2 separate regions of the Mus musculus genome follow, and region 2 is linked to region 1. The links are chromatin loops, found by intact Hi-C in ENCODE. Cell type or tissue: left cerebral cortex. All regions are shown on one strand. Each heading gives the region's core, and the rest is flanking DNA. Links, peaks and the distances in the headings are about the cores only. Region 1 overlaps Ttc7 (tetratricopeptide repeat domain 7). Region 2 holds the start of Gm30938 (a long non-coding RNA gene).

Region 1 (5,000 bases), core at 1-5,000:
GGACCATTTTCAGTAACATCTGCAGGGAGCTACTCTGGACGGCTATTCGGTTACCATGGAAACCCATGGTTGGAAACTGCTTCAATTTCAAGAAAATAGCTACAAACAATAATAAGCATAAATGAAAAATGGTACGCTGTTACTTCAAAATTGTACTTGTTACTGGATTCTGTTGGGTTTGGGGGTTGAGGTCTCGGGCTCAGATCCACGAGGAATGGCGGCAGCCCAGTCCTCCTCAATAATCCAGACTTCTGGATGTGACCTCTAGTGAGGCATTAACCTGGAAAGCCAATGCTGAAATGCAGGAGGAAGGAGAAGGTGTGCCTTGTAAAACACCAAACACTAGCTGGGCTGACCCCAAGACAGGGGGAGCCATGGCAAGGGACAGACAAGGCTGTGTGACATTGTGGCCTATGATTTTTTTTTTTTTTTCTTAGCTGGGGCTCAGAATTCATACAACCTAAGAAGAGATCCGGCAGCAGGAATGGGAAGTGAGCAGGGAATCTTCGCTTGGTTCCGTTTTCAGGAACCAGTGGGTTACAAAGCAATAAAGACACTTCGGTCCAGCTTCTCCCTGGGCTCCCATCCTCTCAAGGGATTTCTGAGTGCGTGCCTGACCTCCTCAAACCCAACTTGAAACCCAGCTTCTATAGCTTCCTGTCAGAGGGGAATAAGATCTGGCAACGGAGACCGCCGCCCACATGGGACCCTGTGCTCCAACCCTGTGTTCTCCAGAGCCAGATGTTAGAGCTGCTGCAACAGCCATTCTCAACACTAAGGGGTATCCGATGTGAACCAAGACCTCTCCATGGTCCCACTGACTGTGGGTTCCTACGTGGCCCTTCAGTGACCACTCTGTCCTCATCTCTCTGTTCTCTGGAAGCAGCAAGGAAAACAGGGGTGAAAGGTCATCTGTAGAGTCTTACTCTGTCAGAGTAGGGAACACATTACTGCTTCCCTAACAAGAGACTCTTCACTGGATGAATAAGCACACTCAAGGTTCAGAGATAGGCTCACCTACCCATGACCACCCAAGGAAGAAGGTAGCTAGGTCAGGATAAGCGCTTCTCAACTACCAAACCTCCCCACTACGGGTGCCGGCGTGTCACTGTGTCCCTGGTATGCAAATCCTGTGTCCATGTCCCAGAACTGGGCCCAGGGGCTCTTCTCAATGTACACTCATGCCAGATTTGACATGGTTCACCTCTGAGACCCTTGAGTCCCACCAGGAAAGAGAACGCCCCTGGAAAGAAAGAGGCAGCCCAATGGCTGAGGAGAGGCTGAGGACCCTCATACAAGGCGATTTTTGGAACTGCGGAGAGTCTGGATTATCTCCCAGGGTAAGGCTTTAACGAGTGGCCATGGATCTTGAGAGCAGACCACATACAGAACTTCACAGCAACATGGAAGCCACAAAACAAACAAACAAACAAACAAACCCAAAAAACTCATCCCTTCCAGAGTTCTTCCTCCATCAGTGCAGACTCTGATGGGAGGGAAACAGCTCACGCCTACAAGACATATACAGATGTCTCTCATAGCAGAGCGGGCAGGAAATCACCTCCTAGAGATGCCCGGAAGCATCATCGACATCATCATCATCAGCAGCAGCAGCAGCAGGCACCTGCCGGGGTGAGGGGGATGAGAAGGGAGGTCTTGGGAGGGGAGAGTGGCTTACCAGGCTGTGCATGATGCGCACGCCGTCCGGGTTTACGGTGAGAGCCTCCTTGTACAGCTGCTTGGCCTCTTCGAAGCTGCCCTTCACCTCAGCTAGTCGGCCTCGCATGTAGAGTACCGAGTGAGAGGTGGGGAAGAGGCCAGCAGCCTCCTGGATGCAGAAACCCGCTTCCTTGAGTTGTCTCTGCTCCATGAACAGCTCAGCTGTGAGAGTAGAGGGGCAAAGTGTGAGTGGGGGGCGGGGAGTCACAGGCAGCGGCCCAGACCCTCATCCCTGAGCCAGGAAGTCAACAGAGGACACCACAGAGTCACAGCACAGGGCCACCTCTCTGGGAATTGTAAGGGTAACAGTGGGTACTGTCAGTCACCGCGCTGGGTACTTCACACAAACTGCTTTAGTCAATGCCACAGAAACCCTGAAGAAAGTACTTTTGCTATCCCACGTTAGAAACAGGAACAGCAGAGGGAACAAAGTAACTGACAGGGTCACAGTGTGTGTCAGGCTATCTGACGCTAGGTCCGGAGGGTGGGCAGGCGGTGGGGAATGGCTTGGCCCAGCTTGCTTGCATGTCTTTGACATGTTTCAGTGTCTGTCTGCTTCTCTAGACAGACGGCAGCGTGGCAACAGACCAGGTGACTCTCCTGGAGGTCTTTTTGTCTTGAGGCACATTAACCAAGGGGCTTACTGGGCCCTGGCATGCTCAGGATGAAATGGGAGTGTGCCTGAAGCCCAGGAGGAGCCATGCACTGTGAAGGACAGAGGCCAAGAGTTCCGGGGCCTCTGAGGAGGCCCACAGTAAAGACCAAGAGGTATCTGTGCCATGGGTAAAACCTGTATTTAGGGAGGCCGACTTGGGCAAACCCCAGCCTCACAAGCTGTTTTGTCTCATGAATTCTGACAAGCGGTCTTAGAGGGAGGCATATGTGTAATTAGGATCTTCCCTCTAAACAGCTAAGCTGAGGACTTGCCTCCCCTCCCCCATAGCTTCACTCTATAAAGTCTTCTCACACACACACACACACACACACACACACACACACACACACACACGCCTTTTGGCTAGCGGCAGCATCAGATTATCCCCGAGCTTTAGATCTACGGGAGGTGCAGTTTCTCCCATCTCAGGGCAGCCCACAGAACTGCGCATTTCAGCCCCATACTTCACAGGCGCTCGCCCACCACAGACACTTTTAGAAATGCTGCTCACTGGCCCACTCTGCCTTTCTTCCCAAGCAGCCCCCGGAGCTCGGCTGCCCCCTCCCGGAGCTGGTGCCCATGCGGAAGTCGCAGAAGGGTGGTAACACAGATGGGGGGCGCGCACACGCGCGGGAGGCCAGCAGAGTCTGGCTTGTGACTCTGCCAAGAGCTTTTCCTAGCACAGGCTGAACACTGAGGTTACCCCAGTTCAGAGCACGTCTGGGGTGGGGAAGGTAACAGACATTTCCAATGGAAACTCCCAAAAAGAGGTGGACAGAGCTGATTCTGGCATCCCTTCTGCCTGTCAGGAGGCCTCGACTGAAGTACAGAGTGGCAGGCGTTCTTAGCAGGAATGCTACCTAACATGCATTGTGTAATCCAATCAGTTGGCCTCATCCCACAACATCACAGAGAGCATTTGGAGCACTTTCATCTAACAGTGATAAGAAGCTGGGATAATCTGAGAAAACCAGAGGAACCAAACTATGGCTAGAGAGACAGGTCCCGTCCTTAGAGACAGAATAACACTGGAGAGGGCATCTTTGAGCCAGGGCCTCACAGGGCAGAGCTAGCCAGTGGTTAGGGGTTTGGCTGAGTCCATATCAGCTCTCCTGTTGAGCTGCCTCTGGGGCCTTTGAACAGGCTGCATTCATAGCTGACCGTATACTGCATAACCACTCAACACTGACCACGTGTCCCGTCTACCCATAAGGAGAGTGGACGAGGGAAGCGGCCAACTAAAGCCACTAAAACACCCAAGAGGTTCAGGGCAGGGAAACCACAGGCGCCATTTCTGGGTGTGGGCTGGGTCAGTGTCATAGTGGTCAGGAAGGGTTTCCTAGAGGAGCCCACATTTAAGCAGGCAGAGAGAAGAAAGGCCAGGCTGCAGCAGGCTCTCCTGTGGCAGGACCCCTGGGGTACGCTAGAGAGACGGTGCTTGGCGCAGGGTGGATGCCCACACCACACACGTACCAGCACCTGTGGTGGTGATGGTTCTCTGGACGGGAGCCCTGAGGATCCAAGGTCAGACTCTCAGTGCCTAGGTCTTTCTCACTTAGCAGCCCAAGCCAGGCTGGCCCGCGCGACCCTGTCATGGCTCATTAAGCTGTTTACAACTTGCTTTCCTGTCCTCCAAGTTCCCCAGGAGACCGTCCCTGGTCCCTGCCTTGGGTACTCCTCAGTATATTCACAGCAACAGATTTCAATTAGAGTGAGTGCTAGGGACCGTGGGGCTGAGGTCTTGGGGCTTTCTAAGGCCCAAAGCCTGGTTGAGAAGCCATTCAAAAAGAAACACTCCTTGAGAAGTGGGCTACCCTGCTCTCTGCTGGGTCTCTTTCTCACTTAGGCAGGAAGCCAAGGTGACACAGCCCAGAGTCAGAGTGGCAGGTCTCCTGAGGGCTCTGGCCATGCTGTGAACAGCTTCTTACACACAGGTCTAGACTCCTTGGCAAGGCCTCAGACGTGACAACAGCCACAGGGGTTCTGGGGGCTTCAGTGCAGCATGTGTCAAGAGCCTCAGTGACCATGGGCAGGTGCCTCAGCTATTGCCTGCTGTTTTACCAAACATGGTGCTCTTAGCCAGCCAGCCAGCCAGCCAGCCAGCCAGCCAGCTGCAACTGTGGCAGGAGCCTGGTGGCATGGTGCCCACCACTGCCTGGATCCTCTTCTTCCAGGCCTGGCTGCCAGGCCCAGCAAGGCCCATGGGACCCACGTGTTCCCCTGGCTAGGGCTGGATTAGTGCTCATCACTATGAGCACAGGTTTATCTGAGGGCAGCTAGCACATCTCCACGCTTCCATCCTCCCCCAGGTCCTCCCTCACTTTGCTCTTGTCTCAGTCCTCCCTGCCTGCCTCTCTATCTCCTCTTCATCCTGTCTCTGGTTTCCTTCCTCTCAGCTCCAAGGCTCTCTTTCCGCTCTGCTCTTTTCCCTCTGTGTCTTCTCTCTGTGGGGTAGAAATGGAAAACACCTGGTCCCTGGAGCTTTGCCAGAGTCCCTTTTATTCTTCTCGGAGACATCCTGGTCTAACCCTACACCCAGAGCTGGTTCCAGTGCCCTGACATTCCTGCCAAAACCAGGGCGGCTAGGCCCCAGGCTGGTGGCTGAGTTAACTCTCCAGGGCCCATT
Region 2 (15,516 bases), core at 5,424-10,423, 100 kb before region 1:
ATTTTACTTTTTGTTTAAGACAAGATGTAGCTCTGGCTGTCCTGGAACTATGTAGAGCAGGTTGGCCTCAAATTCACAGCGATTCACCTTCCTCTGCCTCCCAAGTGCTGGGATTAAAGGTATATACCACTACACCAGGTATTTATACATATACGTGTGTGTGTGTGTGTGTGTGTGTGTGTGTGTGTGTGTGTGTGTGTGTACGTACATAGAGAGGCTCTGTGATTTAGGCAGGTCACACAGCCTGTAAGTAGGTTATGGAGACTGAATCCAAACCCAGTGGAGCCCCGAAGCCCACATTCTAGCTTGATTTCTGTTCACTCATAGCAGAGAGAAGGGTGTCCTTCCTTTTTGAAAGGCTTTATTGATTCATAACCAGCAGATAGTGAGATACACATATTTAAAGAACACAGTTTAATGGGTTCAGGCATATAAATCACCCATGAAACCATTTCTGCAATCAAGATAATGAATGTGTCCATCACCCCCGAAGCTTCCTGTGTCCTTGGTCACCCACCCTGCACTGTCCGCCTCATTCTGTTCCTAGACAAGCAATTGTCTGCTTTCTGACATTACAGGTTCATTTGCATTTTAGAGTTTTATATATGGAAGTAGACAGCATGTATTCTTTTCCTTTTTTTCTTTAAGTCAGCACAATTATTTTGAAGTTTGCCCCTGTTGCAGCGACATGTAATAATAGCTCATTCCAAATACTAAAAACGTGTCTCTCCGTTAACATTTGTATTGCTTACAATATTTGACCGTTACAAATAAGCTCACTATGAGCCTCCAAGTATGAGTCTTCCACACAGACATGTTCTCCCTTTCTTAGGAAGAGAGAAAATCTGGGTCATGTAGCTCAAATGTGTTCAACTTTATGAGAAATGGCCAGACTATTTAGCAAAGTGGTTGGACCTTTCTACGTCTCCAGCTATAGCATACAAGATGTTCAGTCACTCCCCAAATCTTTGATATAGAATTTAATTTTAGCCATTTTGGTAGGTTCACAGTAGCTTCTCATTAGCTTTTAATTTGCATTTTTTGTATCTAATGACTAGCTATGCAAAGGTCCTTTTGCGTGTCTATTTGCTGTCTTTGAACCCTACAGGAGATATTTGCCAAAAACTTTGGCTCAATTTTTAAAAACTGAGGTATTTTTCTTTTATTTTTAGTTTTGTTTATCATACTCATTCTTGTCGGGGTGTGTGCTCAGGTGTGTGTGCACATGTGTATGTCATGTGTGTGCCACCAATGCCACAGTGTGGGGGTAACGTAATGGTCAAAGGACAGCTCCTAGAGTAGTTCTCTTTTCCATGTGAGACCCCGTGGGCTCCGTGCATCCAGCTCGGATTGTAAAGCTTACATAGGAAATGCTTTACCCTCTGAGCCGTCCCACTAGATCAAAATTGGGTTACTTTTCTTATTGTTGAGTTGTAAGAACTCTTTATATATTCTAAGTTTTTTGTCAGTTTTCTAAGTTTTCTCATCTCTTTCACTTTTGAGTCTTTTGATGAACCAAGGTTTCCCTTTTTTTCTTTTCTTTTAAATTGAGGTGGGGTCTCTGCCTGTCCCTGACTGGCACAGAACTTTCTACACATACCAGACTGGCTTCAGAGTTGCAAAGAACCTTCTGCCCTTTTCTCCTGATGCTGAAATTACAAACATGAACCACTGTACCTGAAAGACTTACAGTTTGGGTGAAGTCTAATATGCTGAGGGGGTGGGGGTGTCCACAGTCATGCTTTTTTTCTTGGCAAATAACAGAACAAAAGATATTCTGGAATAGACATGTGCGTGTCTGTGTGTGTGTGTATGTAAAATATAGGTATCATAAATTCCACTATTTTAATATTTTGTTGTTGTTGTTTTGGGTTTTTGAGACAGAGTCTCTCTATGTAGACCTGGCTGTCCTGGAACTCACTCTGTAGACTAGCCTGGCCTCGAACTCAGAGATCCCCCCTGCCTCTGCCTCTGAAGTGCTACAGTTAAAGACATGCACCACCACCTCCCAGACTATTTTAAACATTTTTAAGTGTGTAGTTCAGTGGCATTAAGTATGGTATCATCATTACACTAAGAGTTTTCCCCCAAATTCAAGGAGGCTAATATTTTATCTTATGTTGTTTTCATAGTTTCAACATTTACAGATCAATTCTAATGAATCCTTCTGTTTAGGATGAGCAGTGGTTGAGGTTCATGTTGCACATAGTCAAACACTTCTTTGCCATTTGTTGACAGGATCCACCCCTTTCGACTGACCTGTCTTGATACTTTGAGCAAATATCTATTGGCTGGGATTTTTTTTTGCTTGCTTTCTGAGTTTACTTTTAGCTCCAACCTTCTGATTTCCGTATATTGTTTTCCTAGATAGATTCCCTTCCTCTCTCTCTACAGACCTAGCTTCCCCTCCCTACTGGCAGACAAAGTCCCAGAATTTGTTAGTTTGTTTTGGGCTTGAGGCCAGGGTCTCCCTCTGTAGCTCATACTGGCCTAGAAGTCTCTATGTAGTCCAGGCTGGCCTTGAACTCTCTATCCTCTTGCTCCAATGTCCTGAGGGGTGGGATAACAGAGGCGCATTAGCACGCCCGGCTTGCATTCAGATTCTACTGAAAGCCCTGTCTATCCCTTAGGCTGCATTTAGCCTTGCTCCAGCCTGGGCTCTGTGCCCAGCACCTGAGCCCATCTGCAGCTGGCAGTCTGATGCGATCAGAGGCCTGGAGGGAGAGAGCTGCATATGGTCCGCTCAACCCTTCCAGGGCAGGCTTCCCCAGCGTCTCACTCAGGAAACTCTGATCCTGGAGACCACAGAGCCAGCCCTTAACGCATTGGGAGCCCAGTTTTGAATTTCGTTAGCTCCAGGCATGAGATTCGACAGAAAAAATAATATTGGTGCATGAGAAAGCTGAACAAAACCACACCCAGCCTTGTGGACCAATATTCTTCCACATGGAGAGAAAAGCTTTTGTAGCATGGCTACTCAGGGGTAGCGCAACAAAGTCCAGGTATCCTGTGTGATTTAAGAACTGAGCAGGGCCAGCTCTATTTAATCATTGTGGATAATGGAGACAGCCTAGAAGGAGCCTCAGAGTGACTTCCTCATGCCATTTAGACTCCTCTCCTGTCTAGAAGTGGGCAAGCAGTCCCTGAGTTGTCTGGGTGTGTTGCTGTCCTTTGTACCTGTCAGAGTGGATAAAGAGACTATCACTCCTAGCTTAGGCAATAGAATCTGGGCTATTTTTCTAGCCGAGCCATCAGTCATAAGTCGGCTTTTGCCTTTGTAGGCCTACAGACTCAATCAGGAGTTAGACAGTCCCGGAGTCAGGAAGTTGTTCTGAGATTGTCTTGTCTGGCTAATTCAAGGTGACCTCGTTAACACTAACTTCTAACCAAGTTTCCTACCATTGTCAGAGGAAGCCAAACACCTTTTCCAGGAAATGCATGGGGGCTGCATCAAATGACAGAGTGCCAGGCTGGATGGGTGAGGAAGGGGTGGGTGGGGCGTGGACGAGCGCCGTCGTAACTCACCAGACACTCGGCCGTGGGTCGTGTTCTAGAAGAAAATAGACCGAGTGTCATCTCTTTCCCAGCTCCCTCTTGGGAACAGGAATAAATCAAAGAGGCTTATGCTGGAGCTTGCCTCTGACGTTCTCGGGCTCCGGGGACGTTCTTCTCTTCACAGGCTGTCACTTCCCCGACAATAAGATGCTGTAAGTAGCAGCTGGGAGAAAGCCTCCATTTCTCTGGGAGGTAATGAGGGAGAAATCTGACGGAAAGGCTGCTCGTGTTAAAGAATTGTTTTTCAAAATAAACATGGTTTTTAAAGTCTTGCTATGGAGGCCAGGATAGCCTTGGACAGGATACATCCTCAACTAATATGAATTGTAATGTAGACATCTGATATATGCAACTCCTAAAGGGGTTGCAACCCAGTTTGAGAACCACTGGGTTAGACGGTAAAGTTCCCAATTCCCATGTAAAGGTCAGGCATGGTACTGTGTACCTACAATCCCGGAGCTGGGGAGGTGAGTAGTCAGGCATGGTACTGTGCACCTACAATCCCGGAGCTGGGGAGGTGAGTAGTCAGGCATGGTACTGTGCACCTACAATCCCGGAGCTGGGGAGCTGAGTAGTCAGGCAAGGTACTGTGCACCTACAATCCCGGAGCTGGGGAGGTGAGTAGTCAGGCATGGTACTGTGCACCTACAATCCCGGAGCTGGGGAGGTGAGTAGTCAGGCATGGTACTGTGCACCTACAATCCCGGAGCTGGGGAGCTGAGTAGTCAGGCATGGTACTGTGCACCTACAATCCCGGAGCTGGGGAGCTGAGTAGTCAGGCATGGTACTGTGTACCTACAATCCCGGAGCTGGGGAGGTGGAGTAGAAGGATTCCAGGGCTTGCTGGGCAGCCGGTCTAATCAAATGGACATGATTCTCTGCTTCCATATGCATATGCATCAGTGTGTGTGTGTGTGTGTGTGTGTGTGTGTGTGTGTGTGTGTACCTGCACACAGATGTACCTGCACACACAGGCACACACACTCTAAACAAATTAGTGGTTTTGCTTGGTTGGTTTGGTTTTTGCAGGGTTTCTCTATGTAGCCCTGGCTGTCCTGGAACTCACTCTGTAGACCAGGCTGGCCTCGAACTCAGAGATCTGCCTGCCTCTGCCTCCTGAGTGTTGGAGTTAGAGACATGCACCACCACTGCCCAGTGTATATTTTTTCTTTTTAATTTTTTTAATGAGATATTGTAACACCTGTCTCATCAGCATAGATATTTTTCCTCTTTAAAAATTTCTCTTTATTTACTTTGTGCTGTGAATGCTTTGTTTGAATAAAGGGGTGTACACTTTGCATGCCTGTGGGATCCCAAGAACGTGGATAATGATGGTCGTGAGCCATTATGTGGGTATTGGGAACCGAACCCAGGTCCTTTGCAAGAGCAACAAGTTTCTTGTTTGTGTTTGATTTTGGGGGCTTTCATTGTGTAGCTTAGACTGGCTTGGGACTTTCTACTTTGCTCAGAGTGGTGTCAAACTCTCAGCCTTCCTGCCTCAGGTTTAGATAGTTAGACCCAGATGACACTCAGCATTATGTGCCAGATACAGCGCTAAATACTTTACAGACATGGAGTCAGTTTAAGCTGAGCTCACTGTTTAGATGGTGCAAAGAACCCGGTTCAGGATAAGGCACACAGTAGATGCTTAATGAATGGTAGTAATGTCTTGGAGACATAAAAATGAGTCCCTTGCTTCTCTTGATCTCTTCTGTCCAAAAGAAACACCTCCGGAAGACAGGGCACATAGGCATTGGAATTAATTCCAAAATGTCAGTGAATGATCACCCAACTGAACCTGAGAGGGGCTGTTGATGTGGAAGGAAGGAAGGGAGGGAGGGAGGAAGGAAGGAAGGAAGGAAGGAAGGAAGGAAGGAAGGAAGGAAGGAAGGAAGTGCACAGAACCCTGTGGGTGAACTTGGTTAGCCTTATCTTAGTCACGCTGCATCAGCGGTAGGGAGGTACCCAGCAGGGTTTCTTGGGTCGACTGTGGATTTTGTGTACATTTGCTCTTTTAGGTCTAGTTGAGTGGGGATGAAAGATAAGATCGGAAAAAGCCAGGAAAATTCTGTTTCTGTGTCAACAAATTCGAAGAGCATCTGAGGCCTCAGAAAGGAAGTCTCTGGGCCTGGGTGGGGGGTGGGGCGTGGGGTGTGGGAGGACGCGTGTGGGGGTTGGGACAACTGTCTCCCATCTTTCCACCCTAGGGGACGCAGGGTGGGGGCCTTCCTGGTCTTACAGTACCGTACAGTCTAGCGATCTTGACGAGTTTGCAGCTGGCACACTTTGTCCTTCAGCTGCCTGCCTCCGCCCCCAAACTAAACTGAGCTTCTTATAAAAATATCCTGGTTTTCTGTTTTTATAACTTACAGTGTGCTTCTTCCAGGAAGCAAACACCTTCAAGGGCAATTACTGCAAGACCCAGGGAGATCTGTAAGCAAGGCAGTACTGAGCCAAGGGAGACATTTCCAAGAATCTGTATACCTCATCTCCAGAGCTCTTACTTCAAACCCAACTAACCAGAACAAACCCCTTCCCTGCCAAGCCCACTGGCCTGGGAACCAGGAGCCTCACAAAAACCCACTAAGAAGTCAGTGCTGTACTGACTTCTTAAATAATAGCTTCTTGTGTATACACCTGAGACACTACACACATACATACATATCCCCTGTACTGAGGATTGAACCCGAGGCTTCACACATGGCGGACAAGTGTTTTACTATGAAGCTGCGTTTCCAGCTGTGGCTGCTGGTGTCCCCCTCCCCCACTCACCCCGTAGCCAATATGGAATCTCCAGTTATTTTAACATTAAGTATCAAGCCCAGTTCGTGTAAGATTACAAAGGGCGAGTCTTCTGGAAGGCTATGTTGTACCTCCCAGACATGGAAGAACAGCTTTTAGAAGCAGGTTCTAAAAGAGTGTGCCTGGGGCCCATTCCGGGACAAACTGCGGCAAATTCTCACCCCTGGAATGAAATTTAAATGAGAAAGCATTGAGCTGACCTCAGTTCCGGTCATTAGTGCACGGACCGGACCGGACTGTGGGGTACTTCACCTGGGCCAAAGTAGTGGGATTAGAGAGAGAGAGAGAGAGGAGATGAGTGTTACACAAAAGAGTCCCAGAAATGATGACTCTAACTCCAGCCCAGAATGTAGGAAGGAAATAGAAGCAGGCTCAGGGTTTGGGTTACCAGGAAGTAGGCAGGAAAGAAAAAAAATCAAATCAGAGTTCCATCCCAGTCGGGTTAACAATCGGGTTGACCTGCCCCGCCCCGCCCTCCGTCCCACTCCCTCCTGATCCACGAGCTTAACCTCTCTGTTCTCAGGCTCCTATAGGCCATATAAAATGCTGTAGACTGTTTTTCTATCTCCCTCAAAAGCCACGGCCTTGACCTGTGAGAATACAGTGTTTGGCTCTTTGAAAGGCTGAGCGGAACGTGATGTGGGAAGAGCGTCAGAGACGCGCTTGAAGAACCGTGGTGAGAGGCAGGAGGAAGGGCGGCGCCGATGGCAAGTGCTACCCAGAGTGCCCGGCTATACACAGGCAGAGCTCCGGAATCTCCAGTCTCTCCCATGCTTTAGTCTCCTCCTTCACTGACATTACAGAGGCCATGTCCTCTGCGAGGTATCATCTGCCCAGGGACTCCTAGGCATAGAGACATCGGCTGTTCTGTTGTCACCTTGAATTCCTAGCTGGCAGTCTGCCTAGCGCTGGATTTGTCCTCGATCCATGCTCTCAGCTCTCATTCCTAGCCACCTCCCTAAGCCCACTTAGATTCCCAACCATCCTCGCTAGCACTTGATTACATATTGCCTGAATTGTTCCCCAGCCCACGGTGATCAGGGCCTCCTCCTCCCTGCCCGCCCACTCGCAACTCCCAGTGTGCTCAGCTTTCCACCTCCAGAAATCCCAGCTACTGCCATGCACTGTCAACGCCCTCCCTCCTCCCCACACACTTCATTCCCTTCCCTGTTAGCCTAGGCTTCACCAGCCAGCCCCTCAGCCTCCCAAACCATCTCCCCCTGCTAGGTCCCTTCGCCTCAGCCCCGCCCCTATGAGGCGGGACCCTAGCTCTCCCTCCACACCACAGCCCCCACCCTGACATCTGGGCTCCCAGGTTCAGGAGCTCTGCTGGAGAAAATCACAGCCCACGCAGATTGGCGCTACTACAAAGTCATCTGCAGCCTCAGCGGGCTGCTGAGCAGCCTGGTAAGCCGTCTCGGACTCCCTGGCAGCGAGTTCACCCTCTCCCATATTGGCTTTTCAGAGTATTTCTCACCCTTAAATCTCACCGGGAAAACAGAAAGGGGAGGGGGAAGCACTTGTTCCTCTGGCCCAGCAGGGAACGTATCTTCCTCCCTTTTGTAACCCCTGCTCCATATCTGGGAGAAGCCAGGGTCTCCTAATATGCCAGGTCCCACTGAGAGCCTCCCGCCTTGGCAACTCTGTCTGTTCCCTTCTCTCTTTATTCAGTCTCTCTCCATTTATCTCTGCTGTCTTTCTCCTGGGTATGTAAGTGCTGTCTTTCCAGAGCTGTGGCTTCCTTCCTAGACAAATTTCACTCTCAAGGCCTCGCAGGAACATAAAATGTGCAGAGCCTGAGAATGGCCCGAGAATGGTCTCCATTGTCCAGTCCGTGGTTACTTCCGGCCTCTGTTTTATTTGATCTGGCTGAAGATATGACTCCAGTGACCACTTTTCCTCTCTTGAATTTTCTTCTTCTCTTGACTCAGTGGAACGGCTTGTTCTCTGATGAAGGTTGACGTAGCCACCAGATGTCTCACCTCCTCTGTACCTTTCTGCCTTGCCTTGCTCTGTCTGGAGGGCTCCTCTGTTCTTGCCACCTCGTGGGGAAAGTCCTACTCACCGCCTAGGAATGTGCTGGGTGTTCCTTACCCTCCCGAAGTATTCTAGATCAAACATCCCGAGCGTGTTGACATCTTCTCCCTTAATGCCCAGGATTAAAATCCCCTATTAATCTGGGCTTGATAGTATATGCCTGTAATCCCAACCCTGCAGAGTCTGAGACAGGAAGATCATGAGTTCAAAGCCAGTACAGGATATATAGTAGAAACCTTTCTTCAAAAACAAAAATTATATATTTTTGTGTCTGTCCATCCATTAGCTCTCACAGGCTGGGAGCTGGGCATTTTATTCTCCATGTGATTGATGCCGGCACAACTTGGCACACAATGCGCCCGCCATTCATGGTGACTGAGTAAGTGACATCATCCCAAGTCTCCAACTAGGCTACTCTAGGGTAGTGGTGTAATTAGTCTCTCAGAGGGCTTTTGTACAATTGATTGATTGATTGATTGATTGATTTTGTGTGTGTGTGTGTGTGTGTGTCTGTGTGTCTGTGAGACAGAAAGAGACAGAGACTGAGACAGACAGAGACAGAGAGATGCATGGCACTCAAAGGACAAGAGTCAGTTCTCTTTCTACCTTGTGGACCCCAGAGAGGGAACAATGCTTTTGCTAAGGGAGTCATCTTGCAGGCCCCCTCTCCCCTTTCCATTGTGATAAAACCCACATTTATCATTTTGGCCAGTTTAAAGTGTGGAGCCCAGGAGATACCTGCTGTTTCAAATGGCATATAACTATCACTGCTTCTCAGTTACAGACATTGGTTGGTTGGTTGGTTGGTTGGTTGGTTGGTTGGTTAGTTGGTTCTTTTGAGACAGGATCCGCACTGGCCTTGATCTTGAGATCTTGATTCAGGGTGTGCACCACTTCACATGATCACCAGCTTACGTTTTAAGAGTTAACTACTGTGCCTAAGAAATCCATGGAATAAAAATACTTCTAACCTGTAAACCACTGGCCCAAAGGCAGACACTTCCTGAATTCCGGGGGTGGAGGGGGTATTGTTCATGTTTTCACTCCCCTAAACAAGTTTGTTTGACCCAACTGCACCAACCAGATGTGCTTGGTCACATGTAGACAGGAGGTACCGAGGCAGGAAATATGTTAGGATGCGTGCTTGTCCCGGATTGGCCCTGATGGAAAACTATGGCAGTCTAATGGATTTGCCCTTTTGTTGTGAATGGCCCTGGTGATGCCTGTATTTTGATGTTAATTCTGCTTTCTCAGGAAGGGTTGTCTGGACCAAACGGATGAGTCGCATACTCAGGTGACTTCTTGTGAACTCCACCCCACCCCCAATGAATAAAGGGACCAATCACTGGGTGAGTAGGCAGGACTTCTGGGTTGGATGGAGGAAGAGAGGAAGCAGGAGAGAGTTAGGGGCTTTTTGGACAGGGATAGTGACAGGGATAGTGACAGGGATAGTGACAGGGATAGTGACAGGGTTAGTGACAGGGATAGTGACAGGGATAGTGACAGGGATAGTGATAGTGTCTCCTGGCTTATACGGTAAATCCACTGAGGATTTAGATTTATTATGACTTACAAGATTAGGATTCTAGTATCTGTGGAACCGGTCTTTCTCTTGTGATTCTCAGGCTTAACATACACCCAAGCTCAACATTTTAAATGGTCCCACATGGAGATCTTCTATCCACTAAGACTTATTTTATTTGGTGTGTATGTATGTATTTGTGTCTATTTGCATGTATGAGCATCATGTAGATACTGGCCCCTACAGAAGCCAGAGAGGGTATTGAATGCCTGGGTGCTAGAGTTTGTGATAGCTGTGAGCCACCTGTTAAGGATGCTGGGGTCTGAACCCCTGTCTTCTGAAGCCATATGCTTAAAGAAACAAAAGGCAGCCAGCATTCCCCCTCAGTGTAAGCCCTGGGGCAGTCAGGCAACAGCAGCCACCCTTCTCTCCCCACCCCCAGTGCAGCCAGTTCTCCCTCCAGCATCGCTATCTCCTGTCTTTTGGAGAAAGCAGAGAATTAATGTCCTTGAAGTGATAAGACCCCCACCCTTAGGCTCTGGGAAAGAGACAACCGAGCGTTCCCAGCAGTCAAAAACAGCTACAGCCAGCTCGCAACAACAGGAAAGACCGCACTGGCCGGCCACTGATAACAGAACGAGTTACTCCTTTCCAGGTCAAAGAGGGCCTTTTCTAGATATACGGTCTCTCTTTTTTGTCTGGGAAAAAAAAACAAAAAACAAAAAACAAAAAACAAAACGCTATCAGTTCTTGAAGGCCCCAGCTTGTTTGTGCATTTCCCCTATATAAACCCTAAGCCCCTAGACCTGAGCATTGCATTCCTAATCGGTCTTGCGGGGAGGATTGTGTTTCAAGTCTGAACTCTAATGTGCCTACATTGGCCTTGTGGTCTCTGGCGGTCTCCTGGGGGTCTCCAGGACTGAGCAGATCATGCTCTGAACTGCAGTGACACCTCTGTACACATTGTCATTCTCCACCTCCTCGTTCCTCATCCTCTGCCTTTCTGTTCCTGAAGTTGCATGTGATGGGGGTGGGGCGGGGTGGGGCAGGGCGGGGCGGGGCGGGGCTCCTAACCCTTGGCCTTGAATTCCTGTTTTCATGATCCATTTACACTTTGGCATCTACCAGTATTTGCTTCTCTCTATAATCAATAGTCCACTGAATGGCCATTGTCACTCACTGATTCCTTGATGGACATTTAGGTTGTTCATTCTTTTCCGCCGTTGTGGATGATGTAGACATCGACATTTGTAAACAAGTTTGTTTAACCGCTTTCAGTTCTCTTAGGTTTTATACCCAGCAATGGAGTTGTCAGAGTGTGGAGATTTATTTATGTGTTATTTATGGAGGGACGCAAAGCTGCCTTCCATAGTGACTGTGCTGGGTTAACTGTATCCTACATTTTCCATTTACTTCTCTGCTTCATTGAGAACATTTCTTATTGTCCATTTTCCTCTGAGTGTAGGCCTCCCAGCATGACCAGTAGATGCATTTTGAGGTGCGCACTTAGCGTAAAACATTCCTGTCTGTAAATGTCTTACTGCACCTTAGGAGGTGGCTCCCTGTAGCTGTTTATCACAGTTTGCTCTGACCCAGATAATAGCTGACTGGACTAAGGCCGCATTTTGGAATCTATATTTGAGAAGGATGATAGGTAGACCTGGTTCACACAGCAGAGGGGTGGTGGGAGAGGTGGGTGTAGTTCCCATAGCTGAAACATGAATTTTATAGTTGCAAATGTATGGTTTGGGTTTCACTATACAGCCCTGGAACTCAGTATGTAGATCAGGTTGGACTGTAACTCAGCGAGACAGATCTGCCTGCCCCTGCAGCTTGAGTGCTGGGACTGAAGGTGTGAGCCCACCAGCATCCGGATTTGTTATCTTTTTAAAAGATTATCTTTGGTGAGCACGCAGAGAAATAAGTTTTGCTCTGACATTTCGTACACAGATATGGTTGATCACACTGTGCCGAGAACTTTCTAAGTCTCCCACAACGGCTAAGTTCCTGGCTTCAGTCTTTGCTTGGACTGAGCTGCACTGCCGTCTCAGGCCCCATACCTTTTCCTTTTAGCCTACCGTGGTTGTGCCTTTCAGTAGAATTTTTCTTGCCAATGTGTAGAACCCAGGGCAACAGCCAGTCTCTGTCACTCTCACAACCAACGTAAGCTTCAGACTGTTAAACAAACCGAAGCACAAAACCTCGGAGTGACTCTCATTTCTCTTCCCCTAAAACTCCCTTGGTGTGACTTTAATGACCTTGTCCCTGTCTATTTCCCCAGTGGAATTTGGAGGCAAATTTTGTGTCAAGGTCAGTCAGTACTGGTGCTGAATCCTCAAGGGTGGGCAGCCAGCTCTTGCTGCCACCTTGATGTGACTCTTGATGTTTGTCCTGGTCTTTCCCTTCCTAATAACAGAACGATTCTAGTCAGCTCACAGGTGTCACGCTTTGTTGTGTTGCCTGTCACTGGTAATCCTCGCTCTCTCTTTCTCGATCTCTCTGTCTGTCTCTGTCTCTGTCTCTGTCTCTGTCTCTCTATCTCTCTCTGTCTCTGTCTTTCTGTCTCTGTCTCTGTCTCTCTCTCTCTGTCTCTCTCTCCCTCTCTCTCTCACGTGCACACACACAAAGCTCTGCGGTTCACCCAGGCCACACACAGTATGGAGAAAGAACCTTCAGCTGAGATTTCTGAGAACAGCATTCTGCTTGCATTCCTGCCGCTGGCTTCACTCTGTATTGCTGAGCGAGTCATGAGACTGGTTTCCCATCTGTGGAAGTAGAAGAGAAAAATAATACTCTCCCTGCTTGCACAGAGAGGCAAGTTAAAATTAGGTCATGGATGTGAACATTCTGTAAAGAAAAAAAATATATATATATATATTGCTGCATCCATAAAAACAAAGCGGTGAGCTCCTGCTTCCACGCTCCAAGTTCAAATCGCTTGCTCAGTAACGACTGGGGCTTAGCTCTTCCTGCTTTCAAGGATGAATCTGTCTGTTCCCCCGCTTTTCTTAAGCCTTGATAAACACTTTTAAAAATTGCAAACAAGGGCTGGTGAGATGGCTCAGTGGGTAAGAGCACCCGACTGCTCTTCTGAAGGTCCAGAGTTCAAATCCCAGCAACCACATGGTGGCTCACAACCATCCACAACAAGATCCTCTTCTGGAGTGTCTGAAGACAGCTACAGTGTACTTACATATATTAATAAATAAATCTTTAAAAAAATTGCAAACAAGTAAAACAGGAAACAACAGTGGTAAGATAGCTCAGTGGTTAAAGAGTACTGGCTGCTGCTCTTCCAGAGGATCCAGGTTCAGTTCCCAGCACCCACAAGGCAGATCACACCTGTTTGTAACTCCGGTTCCGGGGCTTCTGACACCCTCAACCTGATATACAGGCAGACAAAACACCAGTGCACTTAAGATAAAGACAAATTAACAGGGCTTCTCTTTGTATCCCTCCTTGCAGCTTGCTATGTAGATCAGAGTGACCTCAATTCACTACGTAGTCAAGGGTCAGCTTGAACTCTGATACGCCTGCCTTATATTCTCTAGCGCTATAATTTAGAATTATAAACATATGTTACTCATGTTTCCAAACTTGTTACACAGTGCACTGAAGGGAAGGCTTTGACAGTTTCTCACGTTCGTGACCCACGTCTAGAGATTGTGACATATTTGGTCTGATCTGTAGACTGAACTTTGAGTGTTTTTTAAAATGCCCCCTTAACGATTCAAATATACAAATCTGGGAATTATGACCTTTAAGGCTCATTTTTAAACAAACTTTGGTTCTCTCTAATTTTAGGTGACTTCTCAGCTAGGCTTGCCCTTGTGTTCTTTCCCTTAGATGCTGTGTCAGGAGACTACAGGAAGGAGGTGAAGCTGGAAAGCTTTCTTCCTACTGTGACTGCCTTGATCCCCATTAGCGGAGTTGAAATCTCTGCTCTAAGTGCAGGGAAGCCATTAATGGAAGCTTCGTAGATTTGCATCCATGTTTCTTGTTCTTCTGGGTGTTTCCTCCCTAGCTAGATCAGGGTCTCCCTCTATCCTTCCCCAACCCTACGCAGAAGCCCTCTGGCTGTGCCCGACAGGCCACGCAGGTTTGACTTCCTGCTATCGTCACTTCTTTATGTGCAAAATCTCTCTGTGTCCACGTACGTTACATCTATGTCTGAATCCAGGCAGGCTGGAGTTGCTCCGGCTGCCCAGTCTGCGACATCTCATTATTCAGACCCTGTCCAACCTGATAAAGCCATTTTGGACTTCTGTGTTTAGTTAGTCCTGCCTGAGTTGGGTCCAGATTGGATCTGCTGTTGACTGAGGAGTATTAAGCAAACCTTACCAGCAACCCTTCATTGGCTCTGGCTGACATCATGTTGGCTATCATCAGGAGCCTGGGTGCCCACTGTCCTAAGAAAATATATAGCTTTAAATCTGCAAGACGTGTGAATGCCTAAAGTAAAAACATGGGCTGCTGTTGCCCTAGGACACAGTACCGTACCGTTCAGGAGAAGTCGCTGTCTGTCATCTGCCCTGGCCATCTCTAAAAACCAGCAGATTTCCAAGGATAGGAGCAGAGACAGCAGAAGAATAAATAATACTTTCAGTCCAACAAGTATTACAGAGGCCTGAGCTTCTTCAGGCCATGTGGTGCCTCTGACAATCCTCATTGCCTCTCTCCTACGTGTCAATCCTTCCCCTTCCACTGGCCAGAGCCGCATCAGTCCCAACTGAGAGTAGGAGCCCGGACTAGCCCAGAACATCAATAACGGGCCCAGATAATTCCCAGTCTGTAAGAAGAACTTATTCGCTGGGCAGTGGTGGCACACACCTTTAATCCCAGCACTCGGGAGGCAGAGGCAGGCGAATTTCTGAGTTCGAGGTCAGCCTGGTCTACAAAGTGAGTTCCAGGACAGCCAGGGCTACACAGAGAAACCCTGTCTCAAAACAGACACACACACACACACACACACACACACACACACACACACACACAAAGAACTTGCTAAAGTTTTTTTTTTTTGAGTTCTTTTCTCTCTGTGTCTCTGTTGTTTCTTTCTGTGCGAAAATAGAATTTGAGATGTTTTGAAGAATTGCATCATCTATACACAGTACCGACCATAGAGCTCTTTCCATACACAGTACCGACCATAGCGCTCTTCATTTCCCTCCAGCCTGGGGCAGTAGTTGCTCTGCTGGGGTGTAAGGGTCACTTTCCTCATGAATTGTTAATACCACATCACTATTAATAATAACTGAACCTACTGAGCATTTACTATGTGGCAGACACTGTGCCAAGCGGTTTTTATAATTCATTTCAGTTCCCTCTTGCCCCGCTCCTTGGGGGTGGGTCTTATTTATTCATATCACCTTGAAGACATCAAAGTCAGAGGCATTGAAAGCTTACACAGTGGGCGAATGGAAGACCCAGGAGCAAACCTCTCAGGATGACAGTGACGTTTGTGACCTTTATTTTCACAGTTTTCTGAGGATGGCCTTTCCCTATGAAACCGTTGGTTTTTAAGTCCTAGTTAATGGCGAGGCACTCCGATGCCCACCTATAATCTCAGTCCTTAGCAAATGCAAAAGCATTCTCTCACA

What was found. Hi-C counts contacts between places; a loop is a spot of excess contacts. Peaks named below come from ENCODE experiments on the same cell type or tissue, not always from the same donor. Only the 100,000 strongest peaks of a DNase experiment are listed, where the experiment ranks them.
Region 2: a loop joins it to region 1, with 7 times the contacts of the local background. A loop is called at or near these places in 1 of 42 quality-filtered maps.

Annotation. Positions count from the first base shown.
Region 1 is chr17:87,367,340-87,372,339 of GRCm38, reverse strand. It overlaps Ttc7 (tetratricopeptide repeat domain 7), which reads right to left. Exons shown (of 20, transcript NM_028639.3): 19 at 1,679-1,881. LOC102632541 (a long non-coding RNA gene) reads left to right here. Exons shown (of 3, transcript XR_003952232.1): 2 at 438-1,632. Among named protein-coding and RNA genes, the nearest start is that of Stpg4, 58 kb to the left of the region's middle. In left cerebral cortex, for the core only: a CTCF peak has its summit at 2,935 (motif pointing left); DNase peaks (open chromatin) are centred at 2,860 and 4,573; H3K27ac peaks cover 4,230 bases.
Region 2 is chr17:87,465,924-87,481,439 of GRCm38, reverse strand. It overlaps Gm30938 (a long non-coding RNA gene), which reads left to right and starts at 6,872. Exons shown (of 4, transcript XR_385891.4): 1 at 6,872-7,764; 2 at 8,681-8,773; 3 at 9,649-9,743. In left cerebral cortex, for the core only: no CTCF peak of the experiment used is centred there; DNase peaks (open chromatin) are centred at 5,885, 6,443, 7,429 and 7,709; H3K4me3 peaks cover 1,259 bases; H3K27ac peaks cover 2,925 bases.